Linked DNA regions of Homo sapiens: regions 2, 3 and 4 are each linked to region 1. The links are chromatin contacts, found by Hi-C or POLR2A ChIA-PET in ENCODE. All regions are on one chromosome and are shown on one strand. Each heading gives the region's core, a stretch centred on a gene start or an enhancer-like site at or near the end of the contact. The rest is flanking DNA. Distances are from core to core; before and after follow the strand shown. Region 1 overlaps C6orf89 (chromosome 6 open reading frame 89). Region 2 has its middle 33 kb from the start of PIM1. Region 3 has its middle 68 kb from the start of PIM1. Region 4 has its middle 43 kb from the start of FGD2.

The links. Hi-C counts contacts between places; a loop is a spot of excess contacts on that map. ChIA-PET counts read pairs that join two places held with the same protein, here RNA polymerase II (POLR2A). Pooled maps may share reads with other maps.
Region 2: a pooled map shows a loop between it and region 1 (4-fold over the local background). The contact joins two enhancer-like sites. A Hi-C loop is called at or near these places in 4 of 50 pooled maps. POLR2A ChIA-PET finds 5 or more read pairs at or near these places in 2 of 52 experiments (GM10248 and Panc1).
Region 3: a loop to region 1 is called in a pooled map, with 2.9 times the contacts of the local background. The contact joins two enhancer-like sites. A Hi-C loop is called at or near these places in 3 of 50 pooled maps. POLR2A ChIA-PET finds 5 or more read pairs at or near these places in 3 of 52 experiments (Caco-2, H1 and OCI-LY7).
Region 4: a map of naive thymus-derived CD4-positive, alpha-beta T cell shows a loop between it and region 1 (10-fold over the local background). The contact joins two enhancer-like sites. A Hi-C loop is called at or near these places in 1 of 168 maps with a recorded cell type or tissue (naive thymus-derived CD4-positive, alpha-beta T cell), 3 of 37 single-sample maps with no recorded cell type and 11 of 50 pooled maps. POLR2A ChIA-PET finds 5 or more read pairs at or near these places in 1 of 52 experiments (activated CD4-positive, alpha-beta T cell).

Annotation. Positions count from the first base shown.
Region 1 is chr6:36,910,541-36,913,596 of GRCh38, forward strand. The region is part of intron 4 of C6orf89 (chromosome 6 open reading frame 89); the gene reads left to right. Among named protein-coding and RNA genes, the nearest start is that of C6orf89, 26 kb to the left of the region's middle. Within about 2 kb of position 1,636, at least 7 of the 41 ENCODE cell types and tissues checked have a DNase peak (open chromatin) inside an H3K27ac peak, as active enhancers do.
Region 2 is chr6:37,136,025-37,139,080 of GRCh38, forward strand. No RefSeq gene overlaps it. Among named protein-coding and RNA genes, the nearest start is that of PIM1, 33 kb to the right of the region's middle. RefSeq lists an enhancer at 1,414-2,250. Within about 2 kb of position 1,632, at least 18 of the 41 ENCODE cell types and tissues checked have a DNase peak (open chromatin) inside an H3K27ac peak, as active enhancers do.
Region 3 is chr6:37,100,988-37,104,043 of GRCh38, forward strand. No RefSeq gene overlaps it. Among named protein-coding and RNA genes, the nearest start is that of PIM1, 68 kb to the right of the region's middle. RefSeq lists enhancers at 872-1,479, 1,480-2,087, 2,334-2,383 and silencers at 1,566-1,705, 1,716-1,895. Within about 2 kb of position 1,609, at least 38 of the 41 ENCODE cell types and tissues checked have a DNase peak (open chromatin) inside an H3K27ac peak, as active enhancers do.
Region 4 is chr6:37,047,306-37,050,361 of GRCh38, forward strand. No RefSeq gene overlaps it. Among named protein-coding and RNA genes, the nearest start is that of FGD2, 43 kb to the left of the region's middle. RefSeq lists cis regulatory regions at 2,710-3,056, 3,007-3,056. Within about 2 kb of position 1,591, at least 12 of the 41 ENCODE cell types and tissues checked have a DNase peak (open chromatin) inside an H3K27ac peak, as active enhancers do.

The DNA of each region.
Region 1 (3,056 bases), core at 386-2,885:
AACATGATGAAACCCTGTCTCTTCCAAAAATACAAAAATTAGCTGGGTGTGATGGCACACACTGGTAGTCCCAGCTACTTGGGAGGCTGAGGTGGGAGGATGACTTGAGCCTGGAAGGTCAAGGCGACAGTGAGCTGAGATGTGCCACTGTACTCCAGCCTGGGCGACAGAGCAAGACCCTGTCTCTAAAAAAAAAAAAAAGGCTGGTCTCAAACTCCTGGGCTCAAGCGATCCCACCTCAGCCTCCCAAAGTGTTGGGATTACAAGCATCAGCCACCACCCATAAATGTTTTATCTTGTTAAATTTATTGCTAGTTATTATGAATGAGATTATTTTCCATTTCAGTTTTTAACTGATTGTGGCCAGTAGAGTAAGAAAGCTATTGATTTTTATGTATCTGAAAATCTGTATCTTGTATTCTGTCACCTTATTAAATTCTCTTTTTAGTACTAACAGTTTTTTACTTGTGTTCGCCTCTAACTTTCAGTTCCCTCAAGGAACACCACCTCCAAGTTTTTCTTTTAGTTTGCTATTCCTACTTTCTTTTTCTTTCTTGATTTCCCTTTACTGGGTTTTCTTCTACCTGCTTTTTAAAGGGATCTCCACCTGGAAATCCCAAGAATATCTAAAGCTCTGAATAAAATTAAAATTAAATAAGTTAGGCTGGGCTGGGCGCAGTGGCTCACGCCTGTAATCCCAGCACTTTGCAAGGCTGAGGTTGGCGGATCATCTGAGATCAGGAGTTTGAGACCAGCCTGGCCAACATGGTGAAACCCTGTCTCTACTAAAAATACAAAAATGAGCCAGGCTTCGTGGCGGGCACCTGTAATCCCAGCTATTCAGGAGGCTGAGGCAGGAGAATCGCTTGACCCCAGGAGGCGGAGGTTGCAGTGAGCCGAGATCGCGCCACTGCACTCCAGCCTGGGCGACAGAGCTAGACTCCATCTCCAAAAAAAATAATAATAATAATAATTAAATAAATTATAGTTAAAATAATTCTCCTAACTCTTAGGTTAAGAGCTGCTCGGTGCTAGCCCATGCAGCACCTTTATACAAATTCGAGGAAGGTGCCCCTTTCTCCTGGTGCTTTACTCTCATCTCCTGGGAAGACTGTCATAATTAACTGATTCTGTTGGAATATGACACGCTACTACAGAAAAGTGTCATAATAAATCTGCAGATGACGTTCCCTAGATGAGCACTAATGACATAGGTGATACCAGAGATCTGCAGGTTTATTATGACACTGACCAAGAGGACAGTATAGTGCAAACATTCACAGTAGTGCTCCTTGGGGCTGTAGATTTCATCTTCACTGCTTCTAGAATCCACCCCTTTTTTCCATTCCCACTGCCTCATTCATTATATTTCACTTCTCATCACAGTGAACCCCCCCCCCCCGACCTTTTCCCTAAAAAAGGGCAAAACCAAAATATAACCAGATCTTCCTTTTCCCAGCCTCTCTCTTCTAGGGCACCCTAATCACAATCCAGAATAATCTTCCTAGAACATCGAGAAATTCCTGCTCAAAAGCCTCCAACAGTTCCTCTTTTTGTTCTGAGTAGAGCCAGACATGCTTCAAGCCCTGGAAGCCCTCACCACATCTTCCTCTGCAGCCTGTTTCCTTACCCAAACCCCCACTGCACGCCCAGCATCTGCTGTGTTCTTCCTGCCACACTCTGGCACCTCAGGAACTTCCTATCACCTCTAACTTTCAGTTTGTTCATCCACAGAATGAGAATAGTGATTCCTCCTCAGTAATTACACAGTGAAAATTAAATGCTATAACATGGGAAAGTGACTAACATAGGGCAAGCACTCAGTGCATTAGCTTGCTTTCTCCTTCCCCTTCCATCGCAAGTACTTTGGAAACCGAAATGCTATATAATTGTAACATGTTGTTATGATTATGCCCCATGGTGTGTCCATTACCCAGAGCTTTTGCATATTGGCAAGAATTTATCATATTTGACACTGAATAAGAAGCATTTGAAAATATTGGAGAAGAAAAAATGCAACTTTGCAGCCTCAGTGTGCCACTGAAACAGGTGGTACTAAAGGGTTTTCAGCTACCCCCAGAGTACTGTGGGAGGAGAGGCGCCCTCCCAGGAGCAGGGTGTAGCGGTAATCCTCTGACTAATAATCTTCCTGCGAGTTGAGACTGGCTGAGAAAGGTAGGTGGCAGTTGCCTCCAGGAAACACAGATACTATCTTCAAGAGATGGAGGATGCTCAGCAGACCGGCCAAGAACAAACACGGTCTTTCCCTGACGAGGATTTCCTATGCCCCACTACTACTGCCTCAGAGAAAACAAGCATGTAGTGCTTACTGCCAACCACAGAAAATGTTTTGTGGTTAAGAGTCAGTTTCCAAGTATGTTTATTGGTTTAAAAAATTGACTTCGTTTCAGCCACATTTGGTTGTCTGTTATCATTTGTCGTAGGCTCTCTCCTGATTTGGTTTCCATTGGGTTTTAATCAGAACCGTCTTCTGAAACGTTTTAGATTCAAAGCAGAGTTTAAAACAAACACATCTCTCAGAGAACCTAGACGAAATCCAAAATGGAACAGAAAGTAAACAAGAAATAATGAAATAACATTATAAACAGCATGGTAACAGAGGGAAGCTGGGAAAGGCTGTGCAGAAACAAGAGCCCCTCAGAGAAGGAGCCAAACCAGACAGGCATGTCAGGGAGCCGCTGTCACACAGCAGGGTCTGGGTTGGGGGTCTTCCATTTCTGACCAGCATGTGGGGCTGGAAACTATGGCTGGCGGCCCCACCCCCTCCTGAGCTGGGATAGAGGGCTGTCTTATGGACAGATGCAATTCACTTTATTCCAAAGATGGCTCCAGAAAAGTCCTGTCTACCCTCTCCATCCCTTTCCTCTTCTGTGTCCTTTTCTCACTCTTCCTTCCCGGAGTCCTGGCTCCCATGTGTACTTGTGAAGCAAGGGTCTATGCACACATCCAGCATGTGTGAGAAGTGCATTAGGGCACAGCGATAATAGGGGTCACCCTTCTATCCACACCAGCCCCCCTGTGCTGTAGACGTTTCA
Region 2 (3,056 bases), core at 382-2,881, 230 kb after region 1:
GCTGAGGTGGGAGGATTGCTTGAACCCGGAAGGTCAAGGTGAGCTGTAATCTCACCACTGCACTCTAGCCTGAGCGACAGAGCAAAACCCTATCTCAAAAAAAAATATTAATTTTCATTTCAACTTAGAAAAACATGCTGTTGACTTATTTCACTGGGGCACACAGGAAATACCACTCAAGTTACTACCCTTACCTGTTCTTAGGAAACCACTCAGAAATCCAGAAGGACCAGTTCAAATATACTACCTATCCCAAATTTAATAGGCCTCACGAAAAAAAAAAAAAAAAGAAAAAAAAAGCCAGTCTTAGAAAATGACTGTGGGTGTCAAAACCAGCAAGGATTAGGCAATGGAGTTGAGTCCAGCAAGGTTCAAGGCTACAGCTCGTGTTGGAAAGGGAGCTGTGAGGAGTTAATGCAAAGAGGAGGAAATATTCTATTTATTTTTCTCAAAACTATTGGAGGTGGTAGTGTTTGGAAAGGGAGGGAGGAGGGGAAAATATGAGTGTATGGTTTGTAAAGTGATAAAATATGGACTCAGTGTATTGTAATAACTCAGTAGCAATTCAGAGAAGATAGTGCAAAAGTCTGTTTGCTCTAGCCATCTATCAACCAGAAACCTTTATTAACTGAACCTCTCACGCGACTACAATATGGCACTAATAGATGTTTGAAAATGATGACCCTGATATACTGCAAAATCCTAAACAGCTTTCTGAAACAGGAGAAAAAAGATGAAATGAAGCTTGCTATGGTTTGTGACAAGCGTATTTTATTGTATTCTAATTTTTTCAAAACAAGCAATATTTTTGTCATGTGTAGTATGTGATGATTTATATGCCATCTAATAACTTTCTATTCGTCATAATATTAGAACAATACATTACCCGACTGTGGTTGGTATCAGGGTTTAATAAACATTCTTTTTCTCCTAACACGCCACCACCAGCCCAGTTGCTTGGTTCCATTTTCCCTCCCGTTGTCCTTTATTTAATTTTAGGCCCAAACTTGACCCCAGTGGTCTTCCACTGTTTTTATTCTTCCCTAAGGAGGGTGTACCTGGCCTCAGGAGCCACTTACCCGGCCTCGCAGAAGTTTCACACTTCTGTTTCACACCCAGGGTGGAGCTTTCTTTCTCATAACAGAAAATAAGGAGGGACAGCCGCCTGGGTACACTTAAAAAATAAACGCATCTCTGGGGAGGTAAGGTCCTCGGAGAGCCAGGCAGTGACAACTGAGTGGTGTGGAGCACGTGGATTAAGTAGAACAGAAACAGATCCTGCCAGGACCGCCCCAGGGACGCCAGAGACACAAAGCAGAAACTGATTGTGCCCGGAGGGCCCTGCATCCCTTACCCACGCTGGAGGTTCTCCCGCCTTTTCTAATTACCTTCCCATTTCTTTTGCTCCCCTTCTCAGCCCGAGTGTTCAGGACTCTGCATACCACAGAGGTCAGACACAAATAAAATCCATACATGGACTCCATTCTCGGGTCACAGAATTTGGTGAACAACTCAGATTGAAGATGGCTCCCGCTCCCACCTCCCAACCCCACCACCAAAGCTTTGCTTGTAAACACCAGTCACTTAGTAACACCCTCCATCAGTCGCCTTTGGGCTATTATTCATCACCGACTAACCTTAAACCAACTTCATCTTCACAGGGCTCCCCCTAGAAGAGAGGAAATTCCACAGCTCTGATGTGATGTGAAACGTGATCTGACCGCCCCAGCACTCTTTCTTTCTCACTCTCCCCAGCCAGTTCTCAAACTGGGTTTCCCTGGCCCCTCTCGGGGAGGCCTTCTCCCGCCCCACTCTCCACCCCCTACTTCTTTCCCTCTCCATTTTCCACGCTGTAACCTGATAGGCTGGAAATGCAGCTTCTTTCATCTTATATTTCCCACATCCTGAAAGTTTGGAGAGAAGGAGCCCACCCAGATGAAGGAATTCCAAGTATGTGCAGCCCCCTCCTCCTTTAACTCCATTCACAAAGCAGATTACTAATGGCCCGAGGCTCCAGGGAGGCCCCATCCCCTCCCCACCCCCCACCTCCCAGGGAGTTTACTCATTCCACATCCTTACTCCTCGCCGGTACAGAAACCTAAGTCCACATGCCGAGAACCAAAAATTAACTTTTCCCTGGACTCTGAGCCTAAGAAAAGCTTTCAAACCTCACTCTGATTGGGACTGCAGTGGCCAGGAGATTCTGCTTACCAATCATTTGTCCCCTCTTTAGCATTTTTAGATAAAAGGGTTCAGGGAATATGAGTCATTGGATCAAGGGGAAAGGATATAACTGTAAATGCGATGCATGTCAAGGAGGCATGCTCAGGTCTTTAGGAAAGATCACAGGGCGTTCTAACTCAGAGTCATTTCAGCAGAAATTGTTTCAAGACCAGAGTAAGAGATGCTTCAAGATAGGCAGAGAATGTGTGGGGGAGGCCGGGTGCGGTGGCTCAAGCCTGTAATCCCAGCACTTTGGGAGGCCGAGGCGGATGGATCACGACGTCAGGAGTTCGAGACCATCTTGGTCAACATGGTGAAACCCCGTCTCTACTAAAAATACGAAAAAATTAGCCGGGCGTGGTGGCGGGCGCCTGTAGTCCCAGCTACTTGGGAGGCTGAGCCAGGAGAATGGGATGAACCCGGGAGGCGGAGCTTGCAGTGAGCTGAGATCGCGCCACTGCACTCCAGCCTGGGGGACAGAGCCAGACTCCGACTCAAAAAAAAAAGAATGTGTGGGGGAGTATGGGGGGTGCGGCGGTTCTGGTAATGTTTTTTGTTAAGAAATGTCTTGAGTCTTCACTACCTGGAAATTAGTGATCACGAAACGTGCCCCTGGGTCAGTTCTTTGGTCCTCCTGTCTTGAGTTCTGTCACTGACAGGGAAACAGGACAGGGACAGCTTCTTTGACTCAACCTCAACCTCTTCCTCAAAGGTTAGGAAGTACCCCCCCAAGCATCCTTTTTCATTAAGGATGCTTAACTATCTTATCTATCCTTCAAGGAGGGTGAGAAAGCAAAGCAGTTTTGAATCTGTACCCGCCTGGGATAATCAGT
Region 3 (3,056 bases), core at 359-2,858, 190 kb after region 1:
GCTGGTGACTGTAGGCAAGGCAAACGCCCCCTACATATGGTTTAGGATTTTTTTTTCTCATAAATACAGAATACTAATTTAATCATTCTCTGAACCTCCAGTGCCTAGCTCAGTGCCTGGCAGACAGCAGAACTCAATACACTAGAAAGGAAAGGAAGAGGGAGGAGAGAGAGATTGCACATTTACATGCTGCCTTACCAAGCAAGGTTGAATGAAGACTTGCTGTTTGGGTACATAAGACTCCCAAGGCCCTTTAGGAATTTGAAGGAAGGGGACTCCCTTGCACATACATGCTTAAGTCACACCTGTAAGCTCTGGCGTACAGCCTCCGGACCACATGAAACGCTCGATGTGTCCTGAGTAGTCGTCCACTTTCTCTGTAGCCCACCTGTTTGCTTACTGTCACTCAGGCTGTCACTGAATCTCCTCCCCTCCCTAGTCCCAGGAGAGGTTTTACTAGTCTCTGAAGGCCAATCTAAAACAGTTGTTGCAAAGGCAACGCCAGAGGCCTCCCAGGGTGATGACTATGTTGACAAAGATCACTGGCACCTAAATTCAAGCAGGTCTGTAAAACTCTGTCTTGTTCTTTTTTTTTTTTTTTCTTTTTGATATGGTGTCTCACTCTGTCGCCCAGGCTGGAGTGCAGTGGCGCGATCTCGGCTCACTGCAAGCTCTGCCTCCCGGGTTCACACCATTCTCCTGCCTCAGCCTCCTGAGTAACTGGGACTACAGGCGCCCGCCACTATGCTCAGCTAATTTTTTGGTATTTTTAATAGAGACGGGGTTTCACCGTGTTAGCCAAGATGGTCTCCATCTCCTGACCTCGTGATCCGCCCGCCTCGGCCTCCCAAAGTGCTGGGATTACAGGCGTGAGCCACTGCGCCTGGCCTGTCTCGTTCTTCATGGTCAAGGTGGGCCATGACAATGATAACATGGGTCCTGCCTCTTAAAGTTTATATTGTAGTTTAATTGGTGAGCACACACACGCTTAAATGATGAGCAGCTCTCTGGGTGCCAAATGAAATAGGAAAAAGCAAATGCTCCCAAGGTTTAAGGAAGACCAGGTTGGCATAGCTGAGCTGATGAGAAAAGGTGCTGGAAAGACGGGGGGCTGTTAAGGGATGAAGTAGTTAGAGTACGTGGGAGCTGTGGCAAACCTGCATTCTTCCCTAACCCTTCCAAACCAGGTCAGATCCCGGTAGCATCACCACGGTACCCTTCATATCAAGGCTGAATTTCATTTTGGTGATTATCTGATCCGGTGTCTGCCTCCTCCATTTTACAAAGATCTTGCCATTGTGCCCCAGGACAGCGATAGGTGGGCAGAGGCCAGTGAGGACCAGGTCAGGGCGAGGCTGCTGGGAGGGAGAGGCTGAGCCGATCACAAAGACAGTCTGCAGCTTTCCTCCTCCCCCTCCCCCAGGGAGGAGCAGCTGATGTGTTTCAGGAGTGTTCCAATCCAATTAGTGCCCTCCCTCCCCTCCACGGTGGCCCAAGCCACCACTCCCTTCCCCGAGGTGGAGACTGGGTGGGGAGGGGGTGCTGAGGAGGTCTGAACATCCTGACCCAGCTCCTCGTGGCAGCACAGCTGGCTCGCTGCTACTGAGCTCAAGGCTGCTATGACAGCGCTCGTTTCCAGGCGACTGTTCTGGGGAATGCTCTGTTTTGGCAACCAGAGGGCCCCCGGGTAAGGGGGGCCCGCAGGACGCCGCGTCATTTGCATGGCAACCTCCTCCCTCCCCGAGCTGCGCGCTGCTCTGCGGCAGGCGGGCAGCCTGGCCCGGCCGCCCCGGCCCCTCGCCCTCCGCCCAGGCCCGCCTTGCGGCTCCGGCGCGGCGCTGTCACCGCCTTCTCCACACCGGGAGGCGGAGGCTGCACGCAGAGCTAGGGCATTTCCGGAAAGGCTGGTGCCCTAGGGAAGTGGGGAAATGATGCTTGGGGACAAAACACTGAAATGGGGGAGGGGAAATGAAATAAAATCTTTCCAAGCCAGAGTCAAAGTCACATGGCTTGGTAGCATCAAAATGCATTCTGGATAGCAGGGTTGGCTCACAAAATGTTTATTTAGGTGAACTCACAGCTAAGCCCTAGGAGATACTCAGAAAATTTCTTTTGGATCATTACACTGCATGTGTGTGTGAATTTGGGAATGGGAAAAAATATTTCTTACCTAGGCAAATAAGGCAGTGATATTCTTAGGAAATATTTTCAAATTCTTGCAGGGGGACTTGGTGACATTGTATTTTCTGAATTTGTTGGAAGAAACCGAAAGAGAAAATAAATTCCTGGGAGCCTCCCTTCTCTCCTGCATATACCCACCCCACCCAAACCACACACACCAGCACAAGTCCATGATGCCAACTGGGATACCAGGGCTGTGACATGTGGACCAACATTAACTGCCCAAGGACACATGCCCTGGGCTGGAACCTGAGAGGGGGTTGGGCCGGGGCAGGTCACCCCAGCTGAGCGATCACATTTCCCTGGCAGCTGTCCAAGGGGCAGCTCCCAGCTGCACCTGTTTGTGGGGTGATTTGCTTTTATCAGTATTGACACAGCAGCAGGGCCAGGGAATAGCATAGTAATAAATAAATGAGAGAGGGAAAAAAAATAAAAAAAGGCCGGAGCCACCGAGGCGAGGCAAAAATGCTGAGGTCTTTTTTTGCTTGTATGTCAGCGCATTCAATCCAGTTTCCCCACCCCTGAAATCTCTGAGGATCACAGAGCAGGCTTGGCATGGGAACTCTGGGTCTTAAAGAGATAGAATTGCAGAATCAGAGGCATCTTAAGATCCTTTTGTGCCAGGCGTCCCTAACCAGCAGATCTCAGGGTTACTTGCTACCCTCACCTGCCCCTACTGTTTGTCAGGAACCTCAGCAGGAAGGGAGTTTCTTCCTCTCTCTGCCAACTTTAGCATCAGGGAAGTAGAATAATTCAAGTGGAGGGTCTGGAGTTAGTCAAACCTAGGATCAAATCCTGGCTCTGTCTAGCTGTGTGACTTGGGGTATATTAACTAACTACTCTGAGCCTCGATTCCTCTCCGGAAAAAATGGAGA
Region 4 (3,056 bases), core at 341-2,840, 140 kb after region 1:
CCATTGTCCAAAACAAAGACATTTTCTAGTGGTGCCTCTGAGGTATAGAGCTGATGGCAGTTATGGGGACTTTGGGCACCTCCAGCCCCCAGGCACCTCCACTGCAGGCTGCAGGTTTGCACCCTGGCCTTCCCAGCAGGCAGAAGCAATCCCACCATCCCACGAGCCTGGAGAGCCCGGGTCTCAGCTCCTGGTGGGTCCTCAGGTCCCCGTGCAGAGCTGCAGCCTGGCTCTGAGGCTCTGTCTGGTCTCACCAGTCACCTCTGCAGGGACCTTTTGGGACCTGCTTTCGTCTGTCTGACACTCCTATCAGAGGGGTCTTCCTGCCTCCCAGACCGGACCCCATCTCTAACCCTAGAGGTTCTAGCTCACTCCCTCACCACCACCCTGCTGCTCCTAGACCCCCGGATGTGGTTTCTGGCCTGCAGGAAATTCACTGTCTCCATATCCCCAGCCTGTCTTCCAAGTGCGCTAGAGGCCCAGGCATCCTTATTCTTGAGGCCACATGCTTCCACGTGTCAAATATATTCAAATGCACCCACATGCATCACATATAATTTACATAAACCATAGGAGTTAAGTTGCAAATGTCTAGTTAACATTTTGTAGTCATTTAGTAATTTCACTCTTAACAGTTTACTTCCCTGCTTTTGAAGCTAATGATCGTCCCCTCCCTGCTGTGGCTCAGGTGTTGCCATGGGCGTTTGCCACTGCTCATGGCTGGGGCACCTCAGTCATGGACCTAGCTGTGGTCCATGCCCAGGGTCCCTTCTAAGGAAGTCCAGGCATGCACTGGTGTGCCTGACCCAGGGGAGCCCTCCAAACCACCCAACATCCAGGTACAATGGCCCAGTCTCCGTGCAGTGCTGTAGGGCAAGAGGGGCGGCCCATTTCCAAGCCAAGATGGCCTCCTCCTCCTCTCTACACTTGCTCCTTGGCTAGCTCACTCATACCTTCACTTGCTTCCAGCAGATTTTCCACTATGCAAGAAAAGCTAAGGGCTAAGAGGGTCACTTGACATCGTAGAATCCAAAAGTCCTTCCCATTACAGAGATAAGAAAACTGAGGCCCCGAGAATGAAGCGGTGACCTTCAGGTGCATCCTTGCATTTTGTGGAATTTGAATGTGGAATTCTGCCCTGGGCTGAGGTTGAGATTTTGCAGTTGCTCAAGGGGAACCCTGGAAGCAGAGTGTATCTACCCTCCTCAGACCACTGAGACCCTCAGATTTGTCTTCATCCCAGGTCAGTGGACTTCTCCCAGGTTTTGTTGTCTTCTCTCGGCAACACCCTGCTGAAGCCAGGGGGAAGGCGGGAGATTTATCCTGGGTGCTGAGTATCTAGGGTTATCAGATAAAATGCAGGATGGCCAGTTACAATTGAATTTTAGATAAATAACAAATAAGTTGTTTAGCATGAAGGTGTCCTAAATGTTGCTGTTTATCTGAAATTCAAATGTAACTGGGCATCCTGCATTTTTATTTACTAAACCTGGCCACCCTGTAAGTATCCCATTTCGTTTGGGCCAGGCCCCTCCCCACTGCAGCTGTGAGTTTTCCTGCCACCCAACAGCGTGAGTCACACAGCTGTGGACCTCCAGGCAAATGTTTTTGAACAGAACAGCATCACGGTTTAGGGGAATCCCCTCGCTGTCCCCATAACACATGCTTCAGCAAAGCAAAAACCTTAAAACAACATCTCTGGGAGGAAAATAAAGAAGGCATCAAGAGTTCCCAATGACTCGGGGAAGGCCCCAGCCACGGCCACATTAGTGCAGCCAAGATGGCCACGACTAGATGGCTGGCTCTTCACCTCTGGGAGAGGCACAGCTGGCTTTGACAATCGTGGGAAATTGGAGACCAGACCTTCCCAGCCAACTCCTGTCAAGGTCTGATACTCGTCCTTCCCCACCTTTCTGAGAAGAGGCCTACGAGGAAGAATGGGCTCATGGGCTATGTGAGCCGAGCAGGTTACTTGACTGTGGGATCATGATTGTATCTTTGTCATGGCATCACTGTGGGGATTATAGGAGGAAATTAATGTAAAATGCTTGGCCCAGTACCTGGTGCGCAATAAGCACTTACAATCAATGGTGGCTATTGTTATAAGAACGTCAGGACATGCACTTGGCCATCAAGCCAGTGGGTCTTCTGAAGAGGGTGAGCTTGGAATTCTCTGGGTGCCCATGGTTTGTTGCCCCTCAGAAAGCTGTGGGCCTCTAATATGGGCATATCCCCTGGACTGGAATCTGCATTAAGCCAGTGTCATCTGTCAGCGCTTTGTTTGGGTTAGTCGTTTTTTTGTTTTGTTTTGTTTGAGACAGAGTCTTGCTCTGTTGCCCAGGCTGGAGTGCAGTGGTGCAATCACAGCTCACTGCAGCGTCGACTTGCCGGGTTCTAGCAATTCTCCCACCACACCCTAGTAGCTGGGACTATAGGCGCACACCACTACGCCTGGCTAATTTTTAAATTTTTTTTTTTAAGAGACAAGGTCTCACTGTGTTGTCCAGGCTGGTCTTGAACTCCTGGGCTCAAGTGATCCTCCCGCCTTGGCTTCTTAAAGTGCTGGGATTATAGACGTGAGCCACCATGGCCAGCCCTGGGTTAGATTTTTAGTCACTCAGCAGGGTCCTGAGGAGGCCGGACTCAGAAGAGTTCAGCTTTGAAGGTGGAAAAAGCAAGTTTTCTACCTGGGATGCCCCCAAGGGTAGCAGGCCATACTTCCTAAGTGTGCATGTTGGTGGGGAGGGAGGGTATCAAGGAGTATGTCCCTGGAGAAGGGAGAAAGGAGGGGGCGTGGGAAGGGGCCTGTGGAACGCACGTGTCTCATTTCCTCTTTCGGAATGTCCGCTGTGGGCCCCAACAAAGGAACTTCGGTTGGAACTGGGGTGAGGAAGCCCCCGAAGATCAACTTCTCTTCCTTTAACATTTGGCTCTGCTGAGGGCCCTGGGGTTGGAACACCCACCTTCTTAGAAAGAAACTGAAAGGCCTTAGGAGAAACCCCGCCACTTCCCCTTCCTCGGTAAGAGGAACTTGGCGTTGCCCTGACAGGAAAGTC